Regions from separate parts of the Homo sapiens genome. Here region 2 is linked to region 1. The links are chromatin loops, found by intact Hi-C in ENCODE. Cell type or tissue: Panc1. All regions are shown on one strand. Links, peaks and the distances in the headings refer to the core of each region. The heading gives the core; the rest is flanking DNA. Region 1 has its middle 180 kb from the start of MC4R. Region 2 has its middle 89 kb from the start of PMAIP1.

Region 1 (5,393 bases), core at 326-5,325:
GTGCCACCACACCCAGCTAATTTTTGTATTTTTAGTAGAGATGGGGTGTCACCATGTTGGTCAGGCTGGTCTTGAACTCCTGACCTTGTGATCTACCCACCTGGGCCTCCCAAAGTGCTGGTATTACAGGCATGAGCCACCACGCCCGGCCTGAGTTATATTTTTCTGTTTCCTAGGATGTCCAGTAATAATTGGATCCAAGATGTTCTGAATATTACATTTTTGTTTTCTTTACGGAATGTCTGGTTTTGTTTTTTTGGATCATTAATCTACTTGTGTATTAGTTTGATGCCTTTGGGATCTGTTTTTAAAGCTTTGGTAGGGCAGGTTTAGAGTAGCCATCGTTCTAAATATAATCAACACTATAACTAAATACTAAATGATCACTATGTATTCTCCACTTCAGCTGGTGGGACCTCAAATATTTCTCTACCCTGTGTGAGTTCTTTGTCTATCCTGGTGCAGTTTCAAGTTACGTATGTATGGCCTACTACTCCCAGAGAATTTATGCAGATTTCTTTATTTTTTTTTTCTGCTGAGCACCTCACTCTATCGTGAGACTCCTTGTCAAGATTTCTAGCTACCTCAGCTTCCCCAAACACTAATTTCCTTCTCTTTTATTTAGTGAAGTTTCTGAGCAATGTTTAAGTGCTTTCTTCCTATGTCTGCAATTCAGATCACCTCTAAGCAGGAAACCAAGCAAACCATAGGCTCACATTGCTTCCATTTTCTCCACAGTAATAGTCTGCACTTGCTTTTGTTAAATATGTATGTGGTTTCACATATTGTATCTTTACTTTTATTAATTTATATGTACAAGGTAAATAAAATATTTGATAATCTTTCATGGACAAAAGAATAAGTATTCAGGGTTAGATTTATACTTTAAAAAATTTTGAGAGTCATGTTATATTAGATTCCAATGGGAGAAATCTGATACTTTCACTTTCAGAGTATTTAATTAGTTCAACTCTTCAAAAAGCAGTAAATGAGACCGGGTGCCATGGCTCACGCCTGTAATCCCAGCACTTTGGGAGGCCAATGTGGGCACATCACAAGGTCAGGAGTTCAAGACCAGCTTGACCCATATGGTGAAACCCTGTGTCTACTAAAAATACAAAAATTAGCTGGGCATAGTGGCATGCACCTGTAGTCCCAGCTACTCTGGAGGTTGACACAGGAGAATCACTTGAACCTGGGAGTCGGAGGTTACAGTGAGCCGAGATCACACCACTGCACTCCAGCCTTGGAGACAGAGTGAGAGACTCCATGTCAAAAAAAAAAAAAAAAAAAAAAGGCAGTAAATGTTGGCATTTGTTTTTTTCTTTCCTTTTTAAAATCTATATGTCTCCAAAGAATTATTAAATGTTAAATCCAATGGTAAAATATTAAAAATAACAACCATTTATAATCTTAAGTTTTCCTCATATCGGTGTCCACTGCTTCCTGGCTTTTATCCTGTGGAGCAGAGAATAACAAAAATTATACTGAAATAATTCCACACTAATAGTCCTGATGTAACACTGAGTATTTCTATCTCCTCATCTCAGAATTGTCTTCTAACAGCATCCAATCTAAAGTGCCTACTCCCAACTATCCTAACCCCATCATTCTCTGTCATGCCACTATGTTTGAACTCCTCAGGACACTCAAAAGTATTGGAAAGTACAAAATCAATTTCATTCTTGATCTGTTGATTGTCTGGACACCCCCCTCTCACCTCCCCATGAGAGCTATGATGTTCTAAGCTTATTCACTTCTGTGGCTCCAGTTCCCAGAGAAGCAGTGATATATATTAAGCACTTAATAATAATAATCTGGAGTGAATCCATTATCTCTTTTTGTTTTCCTAAATTCATTTACGCCTCTGAACTGCTTCTGTAAGAATTGAAGGTTTTGCTATGAAAACAATGTCTCTAAAGCTGAGAAAAAAGTCTCACATCTAATGGAAACTGTTGATACATATAGATTCGGCCACAATGAAAATTCACCAAGTTCGGAACTAACTGAATTGGTTTTGCTTAACATGTCTCTTAATCACACATCAAAATCCTTTAAAATCAAAATATTTGAAGTACATTTGTTGTTAAAAAAATGGAGTCTGTCAAATGAAACAGCTATGTCACTTTTACTAGGAGAAATCATCCAGAAAAGAATGGTATTTCTAAATAGATTAAGATATTAAGTAATGAGTACTAATAGCAGCTGGCAACTGGAGAGTGACTTGGTTTCAGAGAGAAAGATTTTAATATCAGAGGAACCTTTCTGAAAATCTAGTTCCATTAGTTCTAAGCACATGACAAACTTTAGAGATTACATTTTTAAAGAAGAGAACTCCAATTGTTTTTGTAATTCAAATGCAGTTTTGGAAATATCTAAATAATATTTAAATGTAATGTATACACCTTAAAATTTTTCCAGGACCCTATTTATGACATTCATTTTCTTAGGAGACCAGAAAATATATTTATTTTAAAAGTATTACATATTCAGATTTACATAATTTAGATTAAAAGATTATATAACTACTTTTTTATTTTGAGAACAGTCATAAATCTAAGAACAATTTTGCCTTCTTCGTTTCAAATGCTGGAATTCTGCACAGAGAATGAGCCATAGAGGGCGCTATTGTATTTACAATCCTGTGTAAGAAGCTTACAGATGATGAAATTCAAGAAATTAACTCAGTAGAATCAGTTGCTTTCACTTTGTTTACTAGACTAGAAAAATCAAGTGTTTTTTGACAATTTGATATTCAAAACACTGTTTTTTCCTCTTACAGTGTATTTTAGGAAAATCAGATTATCACTTTTAAAGGGATTTTTTTTAACAGGATAGTGAAATAATAAAATTATTTTGTCATGAGAAAACCTGAAATCCACTTCCTTAGAAATTTTTAAGAATGAAATATGTTATTATTGCTACAGTCACCATGTTGTACAACAGGACTTTTGAATTTATTCCTCCCGTCTGAAATTTTGTACCCTTTGATCAACACATTCAAATCTCCCCTCTTTTTTTTTTTTTTTTTTTTTTTGAGACAGTCTCACTCTGTCTCCCAGGCTGAAGTGCAGTGGCGCGATCTCGGCTCACTGCAACCTCCGCCTCCCAGGTTCAAGCGATTCTCCTGCCTCAGCCTCCCGAGTAGCTGGGATTACAGGAGCATGTCACCACGCCCAGCTAATGTTTGTATTTTTAGTAGAGATGGGTTTCACCATGTTGGCCAGGATAGTCTTGATCTCTTGACCTCTTGATCTGCCTGCCTCGGCCTCCCGAAGTGCTCAGATTACAGGCGTGAGGCCTGCGCCCGGCACTCCCCTCTCTTTTTGAAGCCACTGATAACCACCATTCCATTATCTGCTTCTATGCCTTTTTAAGGTGAAAAATGATAGGCATGTGCAGTAACGCATATGTTAATTAGCTTGATTTAGCCATTTCACAATGTATTTATATTTTTAAACATGTTGTAAATAATATATATAATTTTTATTTGTCAACTAGAAAATAATAAAAACTGTATAAAAAACAAATTATTAACACAATCAGTAGGCGAGATTTATAAAGAGTTTGGTGATATACATTTTTCCATTCTGGGGATGGCATGTATTGGCCTCAATTTGTTCATAATACTCATTTTTTGATGCAGATATTTGAAATCTAGTGTCCTCCTTTGAATGAGATGAGTGTTCTTAACTCTGTTCCTTCTCAAGTCAAAATTCTACCAAACTATTAATATTCAGCACAAATTCCCAATCGCTCCCAGTCATCTGGTACCTATAAACTACAGCTTCTCTCTTGCTCCACTGAAATCAATCATTTCTCTTTTATTTCTCCCACAGAGCATGTTCTATCATCCTCTACAGTTATTTGTGAGGATGTGTCAACCTCTTGCCAGACACCTGAGAGCTACACTCATGTAGGCTAAGTCCAAAAGCCCCAGAACCCAGACCAGTTTTTCTTTATCTCAGGCTTAGGTAAAATCCCTTCCCTTGGGAGACCGAGGCCGGCGGATCACGAGGTCAGGAGATCAAGACTATCCTGGCCAACATGGTGAAACCCCGTCTCTACTGAAAATACAAAAATTAGCTGGGCGTGGTGGCACTTGCCTGTAGTCCCAGCTACTCGGGAGGCTGAGGCAGGAGAATCGCTTGAACCAGGGAGTCAGAGGGTGCAGTGAGCCGAGATCACGCCATTGAGCCACTGCACTCCAGCCTGGCGACAGAGTGAGACTCCGTCTAAAAAATGGAAAAAAAAAAAAAATCCCTTCCCAATCAAAGGCACAAGCCCAGGAGGAAATAGACACACTTAGTAAAGTGGAACAGGAACAGAATTCGTACATTTCTGTTTTTGGCACCCCTTACTCTTCCTCTGTGATCACACCTGGTGACAGTCTCTTCTCTCATCAGGTAAGTGGCCTCGTACCCTGGAAATTTACCTGGGAAGGTCCTCTTTAAGTAAGACAAATATTTCACCTTTTATTTAAACACTTTGAGAATGAAAGGGACACTATTAAAAACTATGACAGGCATAAACCAGAACTGTCCTGGACATGCAAGATGTATGGTCATCCCATTTAATGTAAAACTATAAATCTTAAATATAGCCTTATTAGCCTTTACAAATAGTAACTCAGAATCAATCCTTGGAAGAGGAAGCCTTAAGAGTCAGACAGAAATGAGTTAGAACTCATTTCTACTACTCATGGCCTGTGAAATAATTTAAAACTTTCCTAGAGCAGTTATCTCATCTCCAAAATGTGGACTGTATCATCCTCCTGAGAATAAACTCCAAGGTCATTGTGAACACTAAACTTGTTCATTTAAGTGAAAGTAACTGGTACATAGTATACGTGTGATAAAACTTAGTGCCATTTCCTGTTACTCTTTTTCATGCCACATTTTCTGTTCCCAAGTAACTAGATTTTTCTTACGCATTGTTGTTCATTTTTACAGTTTTTGGGAAATAGCATAGTATCTATCAGCACTCAAAATGTATACAATTACTATAGTTATTTCTATTCTACAGATTTTTTATTCTTGGATTCCATGAGAGATTGTTGTTGCTCCTGCCTGGTTTTTATAGTTCAAACTGGGCTTACGCATTCTTTCTGTTTCTTTGTACTCTAAAGAATATTTGCAGTTAAAAATATCTAGGGACATAATGCCTTTCCACTGTGCAAAATCTATAGGGCATCTGTTACAAATGTTTCTAGTGGCAAGAAATGAGAAACACCTCCTCATCCAGCAAGTGAAATTGGTTACATAATTAGTGGTAGCTCAATTATCATTTAATATTACATAATTTTTAAAAAGGAATCATTTAAAAATACACCATGTACATCACTCTCGTTAATATTAGCGATATGAAAGACAAAAAAAAAGTTGTACTCTAAG
Region 2 (5,393 bases), core at 330-5,329, 560 kb after region 1:
CTGGCATCCTAGATTTACTGTGAAAAGATGAACCAAGCTAAGCCTGCCATTCATCATTTGATTCCTCTAAACCCCCATGGTTCACACCAGACATCACAGGGAAACGATTTTATTTCTCTTGGTGTATAAAGCTAAAGGTCTACTCCCAGGGAGAGAATGACCTGGTCAAGTGGACCTGCATGTCAGACCCCCAAGCTTTAGAGCAATGATGCTCAAACTTTAGCATTCCCTGGGAGATTCTGTTAAATCATAGATCCCTGGATTCTACCCCCAGAGAATCTGATTTAGTAGGTCTGCAATGAGGCCCCAGAATCTGCCATTTAACAGTTTCCCAGGTGATGATGATGATACTGGTCTAGTGACCATACATTGAGAAACAATCCTTTAGTTAAAAGGATATGTGGCAAAAAAATCTACAGATGATGGGATGCTGGGAAAGATTACATTCAGTCGTTTATATTTTATCTGTGAAGAAGGAGACATGGTAATCAGGAAAAAGGGATGGAATTGGAGAGAGAAAAGCTTGAGCAAAGTGTGAAAATTTTAAAATAACTACCACAAGGAATGATTAGCACTTGAGCAGTGCTAAAACCCCAACCAAGGTCAGCAAAGGTAATTATGGTGAAGCTTCACTGAATAGTGATGATATGCTAAGTTCTATTTTGGAATCTTGAATGTATTTATTGCTCCTAAAAGTCTCTGTATTAAGAACTTTTGTTATCCCCATTTTCCAGGGAAGAAAGCAGGCTCATAGGTCTAGTAAGTGGGAAAGCTAATATTTGAATCCACAAAGTTTAATTGCAGAGTTCATACTATCAGCAATCATGCTAGTCTGAGACTAAATCATTAAACTTCTTCACTTTGAAATGGAGAAGTTTAATGATTTAAAACTTGGGCTCTTATCCAAAACCCAAATGGCTTTTTTTTTTTTTTTGTGGTCAATGTTGAGACCACATTAAAACATTGTTTAGATGTTCTCACTCTCTGCTGATGATAGCATTGGAGTGAAAGGGAGAGATGTGAAAGATACAGCAGGACAAGACAAGCAGAGAAGGGTGGGCTGGTTTCTCTGTAAGAGCCTCCCAGCTTGGAGGGTTGGCCATAATGTAGCTGATCCTCAGCTTTTCAGATCAGCTACTAAACTCTCATGTCACCAATAGATTGGATGCCAACTCATTTATTTACAGTGAAGGGGGATGCACCTTTACAGTGGTAACCAGAATATTTATATTCCATCTCCAGAGCATATTCTTCCACCAATCAAAGTACCTGCGATCCAAATTAGTCATCAGAAAGCCATTTGTTGGACAGAGAGTCAGACTAGAGGAAGTAAATGGAGGTGCCAATATTTAACTAGGAGATGCTGGTATGATCAGGCAGGTGTTTTCAGCTAGCATCCATTCTGATATCTATATCCATGCTACAGTGGTTGATAATTTTTTTGTATTTAGGTTATCTAAATGATAAAATGCAAGAAACGATGAATTACAGCCACTCCATAGGAATATTCCATTTAGAAGCAAGCAGCAAAAAATAAAATAATGACTAGCACTATAAAGTAAAACATCTCATTAAGAAAGAGATCGTCAAATGTTTAGTGTAATTTGGAAGAAGATGTCTAAGAAATTTCCAAGTAATAGAAATTTTTTTAAGTTTATATATTTGGCTAAGAAAAAAGCTTCAGTTTTCTTGGAAATTTAATTATGTACCAAAGTGAATCCCCACATGATATAAATGAGAATATCTACTAAGAAACAACTAACTATAAGACCCCTGGTGTATTAGTCCATTTCTGCACTACTATAAAAAAACTACCTGAGACTGGGTAATTTATAAAAAGAAGGTTTAGTTGACTCACAGTCCCATATGGCTGGGGAGGCCTCAGGAAACTTACAGTGATGATGGAATGGGAGGCAAGGCACACCTTACATGGCAGCAGGAGAGAGAGAGTGTACACGAAGGGGGAAGCACCATCAACGCTTGTGAGAATTCACTCACTATCATGAGAACAGCAAGGGAGAAATCCAACCCCATTTTTCAATCATCTCTCCCACCAGGCCCCTCCTTTGACATGTGGGGATTATAATTCAAGATGAGATTTGGGTGGGCACACCGAGCCAAACCGTATCACCTGGTGATGGCTCCCCTGGCTTAGAATTTTAGATTACTAAATGAACAGGGCAATAACACAGGTACTTATCTAAACATAAGCAAAGACCAGCTACTTGTAAAGCAAATATTTTAACACACTTAAAAGAGTCAAATGGCCACATAAAAAGGCCAGAATAATTAATTATTTTGGTTATTTTAACTTTACCCAAAATAGAAATATGTATATTGTGTGTATAAAGCTAAGAACTAAGCTCACGCATAAAGCCACGCATTTTTAAAGATGTGCAAAATATCACTTTCCAAGGATATTCATACCTAACAGAAACACTGTTCCATTATGTAAAAAACAGGAACATGTTGCTAATCCAGCATTATTTACATTGATGGGCTAAAATGCTAACTTGAAATAATTACTGGATTGGTTCTGTTCAATTACCAAAGCTTGACATTCACCTAAAAACTCCCCATTCTGAGTTGTTGCTACAAAAAGAAACTATTAACCACCTACAAAGTAAGTCAGCACCTTATTTCATCTGCCTACAACACCTCCATTACACACAATACTCCCTGAGAATAGTATTAAAAGATGAATAGTGATAAAAGACAAAACCTTTTTTAAGAGCTAGTAAAATCAGCCTCACCAACACACAGATTACAGGCATTTTTTTGTTTTGTTTTTTGAGATGGGGTATTTTTCTGTGGCCCAAGCTAGATTGCAGTGGCACAACCATAGCTCACTGCAGGCTCCTATGTTCAAGCGATCCTCCCACCTCAGCTTCCCGAAGTGCTAGGATTACAGGCATGATCCACTGTGCCCAGCCTAACAGGCAATTTTTTACTACTATAATTCAAAAAGTATTTTAAACACTATAAATGTGTAATTTTTAGCACATAAAATAATTGCCTCTAAGCATACTTTTATTTATAGAATTTCTACAAGTGTAATTTTAAAAAAACCCTTAAAAATTCTCCCCAAAATAAATAGCACTTTTTCACAATATGACATTTTAAAATGTTAAACTTTGGACTATATGACAATTGGACAAAAAATGTAATCTAAGCCAATTTGATGTTCCTCAACTAAAATGAGTAAGATGTTATCAAACTTATGAAATTTATTCAGCAATTTTAAAGACGTTTAATTTAAATACAGGCTGATTAGTAACCTGGTGTCTGGCGCCATCTACTGCACAGCAGCAGTAACTTCTCCCTGTATGTTTCTTCAGCTAGACTGCAAATTACTTAATTTATGTAAGAAATATGTACCTGTGTGAAAACGACTGGAAATTAATTTGAAGATAGAAAAATAATTGCTGTGTTTAGAGTGTTGCTTTGTCTTTTTTTTAATGGCCTTATATTTTTTAAGAAAATATATTGACGAAAATTATTTACAGAACAAAAAATACAACTTGAGAAGCTTGGACAAAATGAGAAAGTGAAGAGCACCAAGGTTGGGAATGAATTTCTTACGATCCCTTACAAGGTGATGGGCATGGTAGATTACCACAAAGCTGAGGATGGTGACCTAAGTCATGTGACAGTTCAAAATTAAAGACCTGCTTTTTCTATTACTATTTATAATTAAAACTTGTTATCTAGCATAACATAAATCAAGACTTATAAATTAGCCCTATGAGAAATGGGTTGCTCACATGATCACCTAACGCTAATGGAGGAAAAGATATGAAGACATTCTCTGAATTGTCAAACAAAAATAAATGTATGATTCATATAGTTCAGTTTGATAGAAGTTTCCAAGATAACTGTGCTGGGGAGTATAAGGTTCCAGGGCTTTGTTTGTACCATATAGACTGCAACCTTGTGGGCTGCTAAACACTGAAAAATGTTGATGTGCAGATACCTTTCCTGGTAGCCATTCTTATACATTCTCCTTTCCTACATATTGTATAAGACCAGTTATCTTAGGCTGTTCCAGCTGCTCTAACAGAGTACCATAGCCTGGGTGTCTTACCAAAAAACAGAAATTTATTTCTCACAGTTCTAGAGGTTGGAAAGTCCATGATTAAGGCAGATTCGATGTCAGTTAAGATCCTGCTTCCTGGTCATAGCATCTTCTCACTGTGTCCTCACATGGCAGAAGGGCAAGGGAGCTCTCTAGAGTCCCTTTTATAAGGCCACCAATCCCATTTATGAGGGCTCCGCCACCATGACGTAATCATTACCCAATGGCCCCACCTCCAAATACTGTCACTCTGGTTTTGGTTTCAACCTATGAATTTGGAGGGAATATAAACATTCAGGCTATAGTACCAAGGAACCTTGAGTGTCAAGAAGGTAACTTAGATATGTTTGTAGGTAACTTTTCCTCCATAGTTCTTTTGGAAATTACAATTACGTATCCCTGTGTTGACTTGTTTGTTTCACACCTATCTCCAAGAGGACCAACATTAAGCTATTTCCATTTTGTTCTCTACTCTATCCATAGTACCCAGCACAATGCCTGATACATTCCCACATATACAGCATGGATACAGTAGGCACTCAATGAAAATTTTGACTAATTAATTAAAATACAGACCTGGGGCAAAAGTGGGGGTGGGAGGCAACTTGGAAAAGTAAAGAGAGGATGATAAAGGAAAAGAAGAAACAAAAACTCCAACATTCTATTTATTGACCCTCATGATAGGACCAGAAATTGCTCCAGGGATTATTTAATGGAACTGAGCAATATTTGCTTGGCCTATGAGCATCTCTATGTTTTAAATTCCTACCAATACCTGATAAGACACATGTGCACACACAACGCTCTTCTCAAGAGGACTCAGTACCAATGGCTGAAGGCTAAAATGCTATCACACCCGGTGTCAATCAGGGTTCCAGCAAAGAAGCAGAACTCATAAGAGTGGGATTCATTATAGTGATTTGACCCCACAGAACTGTGGGAGTTGACTAAGCAGTTTACGGGGCTTTTGTTTCTGTATCCAGGCCCTGGAGGGAATGGGTCTGTCATTAAAGAAGAAAAGATGGGCGTGAGTAGGAAAAAGCAAGGAGAAACCATGGCCTACAAGGACAAGGTGGAACATACGTGGCCAGGCCGAATCCCACCTCAGTCTCTCAGTGCCCCCAACTTCAGCGAGGAACGTGACCTGCTGGTACTCGTCCTCACAAAGGTAAACACACTCCCTGGGCACAGAAGCTGGAGCAGCTGTGAGGCCAGCTGCTGCCCATGTCCCCAGGGCGGCCAACAGAGGTGCAATCACACACGTGAGCAGAACAGGTCCCGGGCCCTGCACCCACCTTCTGAGCATAAAAGCAACATG

Evidence for each region. A loop is a pair of places that touch in the nucleus more often than their neighbours do. Peaks named below come from ENCODE experiments on the same cell type or tissue, not always from the same donor. Only the 100,000 strongest peaks of a DNase experiment are listed, where the experiment ranks them.
Region 2: a loop joins it to region 1, with 7 times the contacts of the local background. A loop is called at or near these places in 82 of 110 quality-filtered maps.

The regions. Positions count from the first base shown.
Region 1 is chr18:60,546,774-60,552,166 of GRCh38, reverse strand. No RefSeq gene overlaps it. Among named protein-coding and RNA genes, the nearest start is that of MC4R, 180 kb to the right of the region's middle. In Panc1, for the core only: CTCF peaks have their summits at 2,433 and 2,642; a DNase peak (open chromatin) is centred at 2,646; H3K27ac peaks cover 498 bases.
Region 2 is chr18:59,986,205-59,991,597 of GRCh38, reverse strand. No RefSeq gene overlaps it. Among named protein-coding and RNA genes, the nearest start is that of PMAIP1, 89 kb to the right of the region's middle. In Panc1, for the core only: CTCF peaks have their summits at 3,106 and 3,306 (motif pointing left); a DNase peak (open chromatin) is centred at 3,315.